2 separate regions of the Homo sapiens genome follow, and region 2 is linked to region 1. Evidence: chromatin loops called from intact Hi-C (ENCODE). Cell type or tissue: heart left ventricle. All regions are shown on one strand.

Evidence for each region. Hi-C counts contacts between places; a loop is a spot of excess contacts. Peaks named below come from ENCODE experiments on the same cell type or tissue, not always from the same donor. Only the 100,000 strongest peaks of a DNase experiment are listed, where the experiment ranks them.
Region 2: a loop joins it to region 1, with 2.4 times the contacts of the local background. A loop is called at or near these places in 4 of 110 quality-filtered maps.

What each region holds. Positions count from the first base shown.
Region 1 is chr2:163,468,176-163,476,175 of GRCh38, forward strand. No RefSeq gene overlaps it. Among named protein-coding and RNA genes, the nearest start is that of FIGN, 260 kb to the right of the region's middle. In heart left ventricle, CTCF peaks have their summits at 1,687 and 3,954; no DNase peak of the experiment used is centred here.
Region 2 is chr2:164,040,939-164,048,938 of GRCh38, forward strand. No RefSeq gene overlaps it. Among named protein-coding and RNA genes, the nearest start is that of FIGN, 310 kb to the left of the region's middle. In heart left ventricle, no CTCF peak of the experiment used is centred here; a DNase peak (open chromatin) is centred at 3,903.

The DNA of each region.
Region 1 (8,000 bases):
ATATCCTCCAAAATCCACAGGCATATGTTTAAAATAGAAAGATAAAAATCACTTCTTTGTAAAGTATAATGCAAAACTTATAATGCACTTATATTTTTAGTACTCTTTATGGTGTTAAGATTACAAAGAAGTGACTCTCTCTTGTTTTAGGACTGAGTCATCCCTGACATTTACATATTATAAACACAATATTTGAATTTCCCTTTTTAAAAAAATATTATATTAGCTATACTAAGTTAATATACTTTTTTCCATTGAACTTACAGAGCTCATGGGCGTTCACTTAAACTAAACTGACATAGGGAAGATACATTTTAAAAAATCAAAGCTCTCTAGTATGACTGCTTAAAAGAACAATTATGATATACAAGCAATATGAATACTAGGTTTTGCTTACAAAGATAGTTACCTGCCTTCATTTTCTATTAATTTCCATCAGGGCACTACCAAAATATTACCTGGCAAAATTAAAATGAAAACCGTATGTTGATGAGGGAAAACATATAATGGCATAGCACATTTCAACGTTCAGTGAAAGAGTTAACACTGAAAGCTTCTCCAAAGAGAAAGAAGATATATTGATTCAAATGTATATTAGAATATGTTGTTCAATGTCATTTGCCAAATGTTTCAATTTTTAAATAATCACTTACGTTAAATAAATAGAAGCATGCATTCAAACAGTGTGATATGAAATTAATACTTTGTTGTAATTTTAAGAAGAGGGATAAGATTTTCCCCAAAAATGGAATGAAACTTCTGCATAAAAACCAACAATATACTGAAAAATAAACAGTTGCAATTACTTTTTTTCCTACTTAGTAATACAAAGATAAATTGTTCTCTTTGGAAATCAAATATTTTCCTAACCACTGTGTTTCTTTAATTAAACTGTATTCTTTATAGTGATCAAACATAATTAGCAGTAACAAGTATTTAATGAAAACAAACTGCTACTCCCAAACCTTTACTACATGTTTTGTTTAAATCCCACAGATGCTCCAAGGATTACTGTATCTCCGTCACAAGTACAAAAGCATACACCCTCCCCACTCTGCCCACCCCAATTTGCCAGGAGCATTTAAAACAACAATAAAAACAACAAAAACTTCTATAATTCCAAGGACTTTAGTTCACATTCAAATCCTGCTCCTCAGCTCAAGGCATCACTTCCAAAGAAGCTTAACACTTAGCCCTTCAAATATTTTATAGATTTGTTCTTCAGAAATCCCACTTGATATCTTCATATAATAAAGCATTACCCTGGTATCTTTGATTATTAGTAAGTGGTCAAAATAGAAAGAAAAGTGCCCATGCTGGACTCATTGACAGCTAGGTGATACAGCAAGTCTTCTGTAATTAATTGTGAGTGAAAGGGGGTTTGGTTTTGCAGCCTCATAAAACTTTTCCCACATGGCTGAACCCACGGTCAGGAGATGTTAGGCAACATTAACTGCCTGCACATTTCTGCAAGGCTCTAGAGGAACAGCTAGGCACTGGGGCTCCAATCCTGAGAACCCTGGGACATGAGACATCAGCATCTACCTTTCATCTTAGCTGAGATTTGGAGTGGGTTCAGACCACAGAGGCTCCTTAATTCTCACTAATTCATTTGCTTTCCTGATTCACTTGGCTTGGAATAACCTGAGAATGATAATGAACCTGTGAGGGGAGCTCTTAGTCCCTTGCCTTTGAATGTGCTTGGCACGGATCGAGGGCTTTCTCTGAATCTTGCAAGAGGAAAAGAATCTTATTAGCACTGATTGCTAGTCATGAGGTTTCCTCTAAAAATTGCTCATGTGTTTTAACTCTTGCTGCTTTTTGAAAAGTAGAGTAGTGAGGAGGGAAAAAAAGTTGGGCTTTTTAATACAAATAACGTATGTATCTAGAAGCTGGGGTTATATTTTAGGGGTGTGATTTAAACCAAATCCTAGCTGCCAGCTTTTTCTTGGACTCTGAAAAGCAATCTCAGTGTTTCTCACTGTTTTCTACAACTGATGCTAAGTTCCTTTTCATTTCCTGTAGATAAACACATTCTTGCACTAGAGAGATGGGGTTTTTCAAAAGAGCATCCAAATCCTCTTTTTTTTTAAAAAAAAAAAATCGTTTTCAGACTTAATGTACCGCAGGAGTTGTCAAGTTCACATACATTTCTTGTGGTTTTGGAATTCTGTTGAATTGGCACTTTTGCTTTTACAATTAGTGTGTTGTGGACCTTTAGCTTCTACCTAGGTAAGAATTTGTGCTTGAGATGAAAAAGTCAATAAATGAACTGGGCAAAGTGGTGTATCTTAGTGAAGCAATAAAAAGGGCAATTTGGGTCTACTGGTCTAGCTGAAGGTGGTCATTCTTTAGATTTTGAGATACTAAACTACTGACCAAATTATTCTCTTGTTCAGTTGTAACTGTGATTTCACATGTACAGTTGCACAGACCCTCCTGTGCACATGCTAACTGAGGTTATATGCAGCAGCTGCAATGAAATAGATGCACCAAGGGGGAGCAGGAGGCTTGACTCAAGAATTAGAAAGGGACTTCAGTGGCAAGGCAAAACGATAACACATTCTGGTACTTTACAAAAGGTACATGACCTCTGATGTCATGTGCTTATCCACCATTTGGGGACTCTCTTATCAAGATTTAAAATTTCCTCCACAATCTGAGTGACCAGAGCAACCCATGACATCCATCTGTAATGTTAGTAAATTTGTAGTATAGGTACTGGGGCACCAACCTAAGCCATAAGTCATCACCTCATTTTGAGCATACAGAATACCTGAATGCTAAAGCAGGAGAGATCTTTAGAGTTCATCCAGTCCAACTCATGGGGATTTTAAAGATGACAAAATTGAGAGCCAGTAAGTTTGGGAGATTTGTCCAAGGTCAAACAGCTGTTTAATGATAGAACTGTGAAGAGAACTCAGTATTCGTATTTGAAGTTCAGTGCTCTATCTGAGACAATGCACAAAGAGTGCTAGAATTTCCATACAAACTGGTTTGACATTGCAATGTACATGTTCAAGGGTTTAATGCTAATGGAAAGTATTTCAAGAGGTAATCTGTCTTTTCAAACCTTACCACTGGTCCTCTCTATTGACTTTCTATGGCCTCACACCATTACCTGTTTCAACTTTTACTTTTTCCAAGGACACCCCTTTTTATTTCTTCCCAGCCAGAGAATGTTTCCACTAATTAAATAAGTGGACATCAGGGATCACATTTTCACTTATTTCCCTTTCTCCATAATCTCACACTATTCCCCTCTGCTCTCTTTCTTCAGCACTGGGGCTATCCTTATTTCTGGGCAGCACTTGGCAAATGTTTACTAGAGTAACAGTTTATTTACAATTTATTTCTAATTCTATGAAATCACTAGTTGGTGTAATTTCACAACATCTGTGGATATGCAATTTGAGAAATATTTATGAAAAACACATCAATGCTTTCATCCTGGGGGCATGGTCATTTCAAACAACATAGACCAGTGAATAAAAACGGCTTTGGGAGCTGACAAATCTGAGCTGAAATCCTGAGCCCCAATACTTACTATGATCTTAAGCAAGGTATTTAACCTCCCTAAATCTCAATTTTCTTTTTTATAATACATGAGGCTTCAAAGTCTTGCCACAATGCTTGGCATATAGTAGACTCTCAATAAATGTTAGCTATTATTGTTATCATTATTATTATTACTATTATTAGCGACATTGTTTTCCTATTAATATAAATAATAAAAGATCCATTTATGAAGCATTGTAAAGCTCAAGTAACTGTGGATTAAATGGACTTGAGGGCTCTCCTGGAGTAAAAGGTGAGATATAGAGGTGAAATTCTACTTCAAGCATTCCAGCTTGAGAACTTGAAAGTGATGACAATACTTGTCACACCCTAAAAGGGGGAATCTTGGAAGCAGATTTCAATGAAGTGGCTTTGATAATTGTGGATTTGTGTCAGGTGAGGGCAACAGAGAGCTATCCAGGCAGACAACACTGGAGGCCTGAAAAACCACGAACTTGGTTATCAATCCCCATGGGAAGGAGGGAAGCCAGTTTGAACTGAGGAGAGAAATTAGAACTCAGAGTCTCCACTGGGCCCAGAAGAAGGTCAAAGGTAGAAGCCAGGATGACTTCAATTCACCAAGCAAGAAAAAGGAGGAAAGCTGAGTAGAACTAGAATGGAGTTGGGACAGATAACAGCAGCCACAACTATTGAGATCCCTCAGAAAGCAGCGTCCATAATAACTCTTTGTGATGCAGCAATTCAGAGCTTCCCAACTGAACCCAGACAGCTGTCACTGGCCTTTGTGAAGGCCATGTTGACTCTGGTCTTTAATATTTACAACTGAGGTAGCAGTAGAAGCATCCAGTACAAATAACCAACCGAAAGAAAAGATGATCAAGCTTAGCAGAAAATTCAGGAAACTATTGAGGAAAGCCAAGGAAACTACCATCTATTGAGCACCCACTATGCATTTTGCAGTCTCACTTAATCCTGTCTATCCTATGCACTAGGCATTATTACTTCTACTTTGCAATGAGAAAAATGAGGTTATGAGAAATTTAAAAAATGTATCCAAGATCACATAGCTCATAAATGGAAGGACCAGGTAGAATTAGAATGAATATCTGTCTGATATCAAAGCTCTTCCCATCCATTCCTGCCACTCAGTATTAAAGCCATGAGAATGCATGAGTACTCTGAAGGACCAAACACACACACACACACACACACACACACACACACACACAAAAGAGTCAAAGGAGTCAAGTAAGTGTTTAATGCAAGAGTAATTTCAGGAATTAGGACTGATAACACACTTCTGGATTTGGCAATTAGGAAGACACTAGTGACCTTGGGGAAACAAGTTCCTGTAAAATGATGAGGATGGAAACTGAAAGCCGGACTGTCAGTGAGGAGTGGTAAGGGGATGGTGGCTAGAATTGTAAATCGCTCTTTGGGGAAACTTGGCAGTAAAGGAGTAGTAACTCTAAGAGTACCACAGCTAGAGACATTTTTTTCTTTTGTAATGGAAGACATGAAAATATTTGTGGGCAGTGATGATGGAGCCACTAGAAATCAGTGTACATTCGAAAGAAACAGGGCATTATTCCAAAGCACAGTTATGTAGGAGGGAAAGAAAAGATAGCTAAAAATATATAGACTTATTTGAGTTGGTAAGAATAATACAAGTGTAGAGATATTTGGAAGTTAGAGTGTGACAGGAAATAAAACTTGGGTCAGATAGCTTTGATCAATCAAGTAGGAGACAGAAGTATCTGCTGTGAATGAAATGTCTCAAAGTGGATCTTCAAGTGATAAATAAGTGAATGAATGAGTAAGTGACACAAGAGAAAATCTAGTGGCATGCATTGGTTAGTGTCAGAGAGAAGCAACATAGCAAATAGACAGAATTTCATCATTAAGTGAATTTGGAGTTCTGCACAATCCCAGTATGTGGTGAAAGTTGATGGGCCAGAGCTGTTATAAACTGACCCTTCCAGGTCTATCACAGCCCACCTAGAAAATGAATCCTACTGTAGCCCCTGTGGGAAACAGATATGCTAATTATATAAGCAACATCAGTCTTTTGAGTTTCTCAGCAGTGATATTTACTAGTTTGCATTGAAATCAGGACAGCTAAAAACTGTCCATAACTGCCTTCTTCTACCATATGCACAGTAAAATGGCTGGTACATCACTTCCATAGGCAGAATACAGCAGACTTCATCTTTGTGCCTAAACTCCCCTGCTAAAACAAAAGCCTGTTCGTAAATCCTAATTTTTTAGGAAAAAAAATAATGTGTTGCAGGACTCACACTGTAAGCATTTAAAACATCTTGACAGGAATGAATATTATGTGTGATAATTTCCTTTAGGGGTTGGAAAACCTGTATAAGGTATAAGCTTGGGAATCAAAAAGATGAGATAGTGTGGGTAGAGTGGGGGTGGGCATCTGTTATCTTTTTCTTTCATCTTTAAAAATCTATGGCAAATTAACCTCCCTTTATTGGTGGAGTATTATCTAACAACTCAGTCAACATTTAAAGTACATACTTGAACAAGGTAAGAACAGAAAAATACCTTTTATCAGTCTATAACATTAAGTTGCTGGAATTCTAAAATTCAAATTCAACTTTAAGGAAAAATCACTTTTTTCTCAGCATTGATGCCACTTATTCTGATGCAATTTGTGTTTCATAAGGTTCTGTTAGCCTGGAATTCTAGAGGCATTCATGAATTCAGAATTTGTTACAAATCCCTCTATAGAGGCACATGTTGATTTAGGAAGTGTCCACATGACAGTAAAACAACCAATCAATTCAGTGAAAAAAAAATCAATTGATTCAATAAAAACATCAAACAGGCTGTTTGCTGTCATGAAGATCAAACTACTGTTTGACAGAACTTTTACGTTTTAATCAATGGTATTGATGTCCGTAAACACTGTCTTAAGTTTACCAGCCCATGTTCATCGTACAAAAGGGGACCAAGTTGCTAATCGTTAAGTAATTTCACCAAGAGAGTACATAGGAAAACTTAAATTTCAAGGCCAAAATTTCAACTTCTACTTTGTAGCTCTTTCCATGTCTAATTTCTTTCTTAGTGATCTCCCTCCAAAAGAAATTTGTTTTGTAATGTGGTGCCATTACAATACAATATACCTCAAGCAAAATTGCCATCATGCTGAGAAGCATCTTCTGTGTTTACCCCTAAAACAAAGGTGGTAGATTTTAGCCTTCCTTTCTTTATATGCACCATTCATCTTTCTTGGCTGATATTTCTGGAATTTGTAACATATCCATCATTATCTAACTGCCAACTGCTTTCACAGGAGCTGTTGCTTTAAGCTCATTATTTCTTCCCATTGGAGAATCTGCAGAGCTTCTTTCTACAACTCACAGCAGCCAGCATGGTACGTGTGTACAGATGAATGGTCAGGTTTGTCCTTCAGAGTCCCTTTGTACCCAGCTTTGCCCCAGAACTGCAGCGTGTAATGAGCAGCAAATGCATACTCATGTGCCTTAAAAGTGTACAGTGAAAACTGTAAAAAAAAATGCCAAAATAAAGACCACATTCGTAAATAAGCTGTTAGCATAACCACATAGTTCCGTAGAGTTTCCTATTTACCTAAGAGTTTGGGGATTATCATGACTCTCCTATAATTAGTTTCCTCAAAACTTCCTTGTAGTCAAGCAGGGTTGATTGGGCAGCTGTCTTTCAAGAAGAGTTACAAGAGCTACACTTTGGGAGATTTCAAACTAAATCTGAGAGTGGATGATGAAAGCACCAACATGCAGATTGTGAGGAAAGTAAGCGAAGACTCTATGAATGCTATTAGTTTAAAGGGCTGTGCAAGTGTATCCACAAGGTACTGAGTTACAATCAGAGAAAAAGATGTGTGTCCCATGTCTCTTTCTATAACTCATTATTTAACAACCCAAGTTAACAGGCATAGATGCTCCAGAGTTACTGAATGCAATTTTCAGAATTTTAAAGATTGACCGTTACTTGGAAATATTGAAAATGTGAAATTTACCATCTCTGCACTGATCTCGAGAGTCTATTTTGGGACATGAGATAATGGGGAGTGGATCTACAAATAATTGCTAGGTAACCAAAATAAAGCTTTTTTCTTTTCTCTCTTTTTCCTTTAATATAGGTCAAAGTGAACACACATAACACTCCACCACGATCAGACCCGGTTTTGCGCATTATGTACTGTTATTGTTTTTGTTAAAGCAAAGAAAAGCCAGGAGGATTAGTTATCTCAGCTGTAGATATCTGAGTTACAGAAACACAGCTGGAAAGTCATGGTTTCCACCCCTTCCACAGTCTTTCCTATGGCTAAAATCAGCATGGCTCCTTTGAGATCTAAAAGACAAAGATGTATTGTCACTGACTCCTGCATGCTAACACTCAAGTGTGCCACCTTTAGTGATCTAGAGTCATTTTGGATATTCAGGTATTGATAACAATTATTTATACTCACATGAATGGAT
Region 2 (8,000 bases), 570 kb after region 1:
GTACAGGCATTGAGTAAATACAGCCATTCGAAATGGGAAAACTTGGCCAAAACAAAGAGGTACAGGCCCCATGCAAGTCTGAAATCCAGTGGGGCAGTCAAATCTTAAAGCTCCAACATGATCTCCTTTGACTCCATGTCTCACGTCCAGGTCACACTAATGTAAGATGTGGGTTCCCATGGAACCCATGGGTTCTTGGGCCACTCTGCTCCTGCGGCTTTGCAGGGTACTGCCTCTCTCCTGGCTGCTTTCACAGGCTGACATTGAGTGTCTGCAGCTTTTCCAGGCCCATGTTGCAAGCTGTAGGTGGGGCTACCATTCTGCGGTATGGAGGATGGTGGCCCTCTTTTCACAGCCCCACAAGGCAGTGCCCCAGTGGGGACTCTGTATGGGGTCTCCAACCACACATTTCCCTTCTGCACTGCTCTAGCAGAGGTTCTGCATGAGCACCCCGCCCCTGCAGCAAACTTCTGCCTGGTCATCCAGGTGTTTCCATACATCCTCTGAAATCTAGGAGGAGGTTCCCAAACCTCAATTCTTGACTTCTGTGCACCCGCAAGCTCAGCAGCATATGGAAACTGCCAAAATTTGGGGCCTCCACCCTCTGAAGCAACAGCCCAAGCTATATTTTGGCCCCTTTTAGCCATGGCTGGAGCAGCCAGAAAGCAGGGTACCAAGTTGCTAGGCTGCACAGAGCAGGGGGCCCTGGCCTGGCCCATGAAACCATCTTTTCCTCCTAGGGCTCCTAGCCTGGGATGGGTTGGGCTGCTGGGAAGACCTCTGACATGCCCTGGAGACATTTTCCCCTTTGTCTTGGTGATTAACATTTGTCTCCTTGTTAATTCTGCAAATTTCTACAGCTGCCTTGAATTTCTCCTCAGAAAATGGGATTTTCTTTTCTACTGCATTATCAGGCTGCAATTTTTCCAAACCTTTTTGCTCTGCTTCCCTTATAAAACTGAATGCCTTTAACAGCACCCAAGTCACCTCTTGCATGCTTTGCTGCTTAGAAATTTCTCCCACCAGATACCTTAAATCATCTTTCTCAAGTTCAAAGTTCCACAAATCTCTAGGGCAGGGGCAAAATGCCACGAATCTCTTTGCTAAACCACAACAAGAGTCACCTTAGCTCCAGTTTCTAATGAGTTCCTCATCTCCATCTGAGACCATGTCAGCCTGGACCTTATTGTTCATTCACTATTAGCATTTTTGTTAAAGCCATTCAATGAGTCTCTAGGAAGTCCTAAACTTTCCCATGTTTTCCTGTCTTCTGAGCCCTCCAAACTGTTAACAACCTTGCCTGTTACCCAGTTCCAAAGTCACTTCCACATTTTTGGTTATCTTTTCAGCAACACCCACTCTACTGGTACCAGTTTTCTATATTAGTCCATTTTCATACTGGTGAGAGGCAAGGAGGAGCAAATCACATCTTATGTGGATTGCAGCAGGCAAAGAGAGCTTGTACAGGGCAACTCCCGTTTTTAAAACCATCAAATCTTGTGAGACCCATTCACTATCATGAGAACAGCACAGGAAACACCCACCTCCATTATTCAATCATCTCTCACTGGCTCCTTCCCACAACCTGTGGGAATTATGGGAGCTACAAGATGAGAGTTGGGTGGGGACACAGAGCCAAACCATATCACTTATTTTGTATAAATAAACTTCGTTCTAAGGTAACATTCTATTTAAGCAAAGTATAGCTTTCACTATATGAAAATCTTACACTGTTTTGTTTGAAAAATCACATACTTTTATAGTGATCTGTTTATATTCACCTGCTATAATGACAAAGGAACAAAAGGAATGTCTGCAAGTATTTTATTTGTGATGTAATGAAACTCCAGATTCAGTGCAGTTATTCCAACAACGCACAAATGCTAACATTTAAAAGTTAAGTGCTGAATGATTATAAACCTCATGCTATTTTGATACTGTTACTTGAAAAGTAATACGAAAGGGTCCTTGAATATCTATAGAATGATACCAGAAAATCCAATATTTGTGTAAAATGTTATAGGATCAGCTGTTTAAACAGTAGCCTGATTAAATATCAATACATGTTTTGAAAGCATTGTAAATTTTACTCTATTATTATCTCAGAACATAATTTTCAACTGGTAAACAGATTTTTTTAGAAAGCAACCAAATTATAGTGTACTGTGTCCTTGTCCCAAAATCTATGGTGTTCTACCAAAACATACTATGGAAAATAGCAAGCGCTTATCCTGCCTTGTCCTATGCACCAAAGATCTTAAGGGTCACTTATATGGTTTTAAAATAACTTCATTCCAATCAGGCAAAAGAATTTGTCTTTTCTTACTTTTACTCTTTACAAAACTTAAGTTCTCTCCATTAAGCATTGTCAAAAACAAATCACATATTAATATGACAAAATAAAAACTCTGAAAAAACATCTTATGGATGAAAACTTTTCTTCCTCTTGTCTAAACATTTTCTTGATTTACCATAAACTTATCTTGATTTCTTACAAGGTTATTATAAATGACAATTTATAACAATTTATAATAACCTTGTAAGAAATTTTTTAAAAAAACTTTGGTCTTGTGAATTGTTATTTAAAAAGAAGACATCCTTAAATTATAGTTCTTTTAGGTTTAGGACATGGTATTATTGTCTTCTTTATTTAATTTGAAGCTTTTTGACTTAGACAAAATAGTAATTCAAATATGTATGATTATAAGATCTTCCATTGTAAAACTTGTATCTTACACATATTTTGTAACATCCTTATAATACTGAAATACTAGTCTGACAACTAGTAGTGAGTCGGTAATTATTTGACACATATATCAACATGATTCAGAAACTGCTAATACATCTTATATGAAAATGACCATTATAAAAGTGAAAATTTGCAACAGAAATATTCTTTCTCTTTTTTATAATTTTTCTATTTGATTTTCACTTCGCTTCTGAGAGATATCATATTATGAATATCTATTAGTAGTATAAACTCTGAAATTTTATTCAGTCAACTCTGGTTGATATAAATAGATAAGTAAATGTGTAAATGGACTTTCAGAGCAGTGATAAGGGATTGAGGATGAATTTTTTTTCATTATTGATACTAAACTGAAAATCAATAGTGTTTTTTGCCCAGAGAGAAACAAAATTAAATCAATTTCAAGACTAAATTGGTATTTATCTTTTTTCAGTTCTGAAGAACTGATTTTAATTTTACTCATAAGAGAAATTTATTTTCTTATAATAAATTGTTTTCCAACTTGCACCCACCAGCCCCCTGACCTTCAATCATCCTAATAATACTAGAAGATACAAAATGTAAACCAGACTTATTTTTATACTAGTTAGCTTTGATATATACATAGTGTTAGAATCCTAGGAGAGATATTGTGAGTATTCATATTTTAATGTAACATGTAAATATTTTATAAAGATATATTTAAAAATTGATTTAGTGTTTCTATACCATTTTGATGTTCTTCTGCAAAAAAAACAGCAAAAAAAAAAAAAAGAAAAATGAAAAAAATTAGTGTACTCACCAGACTGCCAAGAATTCTACTTATGAATCTATGCAATGCTTCTAATTTCTAATGGATTGCTTTTGTAACTTTTGGAGTATTGCCATTGAGTTTTTGACAATTGAGAAATTGACAATAAATTTCCCTTAATTTATTGTCAGATGGTTTCTAGTGGATTTATCTTAGCGGTTTGCTGAACTTCCCCCAGAAACCTGCTCGGAAGTCACCTGAGCCTTAGCCAGCAGAGGACTCTTTTGATCCATGTCCTTAGGCTGTTGAGCTCAGCTCAGGGAATTGCTCCATCCAGACCACCACAGCTCTTCCAGGTAAGACCATTCTACTGCCAAAGAGTTGCTGGACCTCTCCCAGCACATTGGCAAACTCTGACTCCTGGACTGGTCCCAGTGAACTGGCAGAGTATAATCAGTTGGCTGCTGCTGGTGGAAATGTGGCCCACACTACTCAAAAGATGACACCTTCTTCTTATGAGGCAATTTGGTGATGCAGGGAAAATAATGTAGTCATGGTTATAACAAAATAGTGCTTAGCCTGGGGAAAGCAATTGCTCACTACAAATCTTAATAAAACCACAAACAAATTTACAAATTAGAGCTGAATTACAGATACTGCATTACATTTTTTCTTTCCTATTCATTTTTTTTCTAGGGAATTTGTCTAGAATTTTAGTCCACAATTCTATCACCAAAACACATCTTATCATTTTAGATTTTTTTTTTTGGTGAATATGGAGTTACAATTGAAGTGAACACTTTTTACTAGTATTGTTTCTACATTTCCACAGATTTATTAATTAGTAAAATAGAATCTCCACAATTTTATTTTAGTTTGATTAAAATAATTTTAAACAAGCCTTTAGTAAGCATGAGTTGGGCATTTTCTAAAAGTCCTGGGCCGGAACAATTCACTATTCCCTGGAGTTTCCTAGTAAGTTATCTGAACAGATCCTGAGACAATTTAATTAAACAGGATACTTAATAGGTCAAATAACTAAATCCTCTTTATGTCCATTTTCAGAGGCAAGAATGCTGATACTACCCAACAACTCTACCTTCTCTAGATCCCTCTATTTTTTTACTTGAAAACTAGTAATAAAAATACTATGATAAATATAAAAGAAATCCAACAACCTATTACCACTACCTATAATTTGAAGATTTATCTTTGGTGTCAATCCATATTACTTTGGGGTTTCAAACCCATAAATAGTCCCAATAATATGTACTATTGGTATTTAAGTTTTAACTTTTTATTTTTACAGTATTTCAGACTTATAGAAAAGTTCTGAGAATAACAGAGAATTCTCTTAGACCCCTTACCCAGATTTCCCAAATATTAGCTTTACATTTTCTTCACAATTCTCTTTCTGTCTCTCTAAAATATATGCACGTTATTTCCTTTTAACATTTTCAAAGTAAATTGCAGATGGATCCCTTTACCCATAAATACTTCTATTTGTTTTTCTTAAGAGCAAGGTCAGTCATCAATTGGCAGACTTTATAGTAATAATTATTGCAGACAAAAATCGCAAATGGATGGTAAATTAGTAGGCAAAAGTATGATGAGAAACAGGATATATGCATATAAGACCATAGAGTCTCAGAATATCTATCTCTCCATCAAAGATTTTGCCTCTATGCAAAGAGCAGCCTGGCTTCTGTCCCTGAATTCTGGAAGTTAACCTCCAAATTCTTGGAATATTCTGTGCAATAGGCATTTCCTTGTTATTGATGGGGACCTTTGCACCATACCACCTCTGATTGCTCATGCTATCCATGTAACTCATGGTGAGCTCCTAGTTTTTGCTAAGCAGATGACTCATGGTGGGGGCTGCTACCTGGAAGCCCAACCATGGGATTAGAGGGAGAAAGGGAAGAGGCCGGAGATTGGGTTAAACCATATGAGCGATGATTCTAACAGTTGAGCTTACATCATAAAGCCCTAGGAAAAATTCTGCACCATGAAGGAGCTTCCCCGTTTGGCAATATTCTTTTATTTATTTATTTATTTTTATGTTTATTTTTAATTTTTTTTTTTTGAGACGGAGTCTAGCTCTGTTGCCCAGGCTGGAGTGCAGTGGTGCGATCTCGGCTCACTGCTGCAAGCTCTGCCTCCCAGGTTCACGCCATTCTCCTGCCTCAGCCTCCCCAGTAGCTGGGACTACAGGCGCCTGCCACCACTCCCGGCTAATTTTATTTATTTATTTATTTATTTATTTATTTTTATTTTTAGTAGAGACGGGGTTTCACCATGTTAGCCAGGATGGTCTCGATCTGACCTCGTGATCTGCCCGCCTCGGCCTCCCAAAGTGCTGGGATTACAGGCGTGAGTCACCGCGCCCGGCCGCAATATTCTTTAACTATTGTCACACTTCCATGCTGGAAGAATCATGTGTCCTTGCAGACGATGAAAAGTTTCTGTTTGGCATCTTTCCAGGCTTCGCACTGATTCACTACTCTTGACTGGTTCTAATTTGTATCCTTTCCTTATAATAAGCTGTAAATATAATATATTTCAGTGATACCTGTGAGTCTTTCTAGCAAATTATTGAACACAAAGGTGGTCTTGGGAACCCCTGAGTTTGTAGCCTGCCAGTCTGAAGTGAGGGTAGTTTAAGAGATTGCCTAAATTGTGCTTGATATCTAAAGTGAGAACACTCTTGTGGAGATTGTTTCTCAGAGTTTGCAGTTTGAGAAACTCATTGCATTTGGTGTCATAAGTCTTCAGCAGACTTGGCAGTTTGAAGAACTGTGTCTTTAACCTTGAGTTTGGCTTAACTCTGGATAGAAATAAGGATTTTTTTTTCACCGGAGAAAGCTGACAGACACCACCTTCACCAAGTGACCAAAAGTCGTATCTCCTACGATGACTAACATTGATCATGTACCTCCTCATATGGTATACTAGAGATGGCACAACATCTCTTCTGCATTATTCTCACCAAAAATGCTTGAACTTTAATTTAATCATGAGAAAACATCTGATGACCCCAATTTAAGGGGTAGTCTGCAAAATAACTGGCCAGGACTATTCATCAACATGAGACACTGAAGGAGACTTCACATCTGCAGACACAACTAAGTGCACGTGGGATCTTGGGTTGTATTTTGGACCAGAAAAGCGATTTAAATAGGAACATTGATAAAATTTGATTAAGGTCTGTAGATTAGTTAATAGTTGTATCTATGTTAATTTTCTCATTTAGAAAATAATGTATTTAGGTAAGATGCTATCATCATGTAAAGGTGGGCGAAGGACTTGTAGGAATTCTATTATTTCTTTCTACTCATTTTTTTTCTGGCTCCTAATTCTCCACACTTTGTAACCTTGAGTATGTTATTTAATTTATCTGATTCTCAGTTTTTTCAAGTGGAAAATGGGAAATTTAATACCTATTTTGTAGTTTTTAAAAATTGTGATAAAATGCAATAATATATTTGAAGCACCTACCAGAGTCCTGGAACAAACTAGGGCCTCAACAAATGTGCTTTTTCCTTTCAGTTCCCAAAGTCAAAGCCTTATCATGTGAGGGCCAGTCTCATGCATCTGCGGAGTAGACTGTAACTCACATGACATGATTTGCCATCTTCTCAAACATATCAGCCTCCGAATCCCCAGGAATTTCCTTCTACGACTCATCCCTTCATGCTTATGCATTCCACATCCCACCATGTTCTATTAAGACACACATGCATTACCTGAGTAAAGGGCCAACACAATTCATTATCATTTTTTGGTTTATGTAATGATCAGATTATCTGGGCATGGGATTTGGTGAAGAGTTTGAAGAGGGCAGGCCTGGAAAGAACCTCTAGTGGTTACTTGAGCAGACAGGTGATCCTTCCAGTCCCTGAGGACCCGGAAGACAGAAAGATCCTCAAAACCAAGTTAGATGTGCAGAAAGAAGGATGAGAAAGAACCAATATTAGATTCTGAAGAGTTTTTACATTTGTCTGGACTAACATGAGCGTGACCCAAGATTTTGTGTACTTTCCTTTTTTCTTTCCTAAAAGTAAAAATTGCTGTCCTTTTCAGTGAACACTTCTGCTTTCTCCTAGGTGCTCTAAGCTAGATATGAAGGTGAGGCCTAGAGTAGAATGTGACTAAGGAAAAACACTAGGGAATTATGAGAAAGCACCATCTACCCTGGTCCAAACATTAGGCTACAGGGTGTATGATGTGTTGACTCTCATAGAATCTACTGCTCATAATTGCACTCTGTCATTAATTTTTTTGTTTTGCCAGCCGTAAGCCTTTTCTGCACAATTATTTTTATAATTTTAGAGCCTAGAACAGTGAATGACACTTAAGTTAGGTGGATGTGATGGTTAATTTTATGGGCCATGGGGTGCCCAGATACTTGGTCAGGCATTATTCTGGGTATTTCTTTGTGGGTGTTTTTAGGTGTTATTAACATTTGAATCAGTTACCTGCATAAAACTGATTGTCCTCCCTAATGTTGGTGGGCCTTGT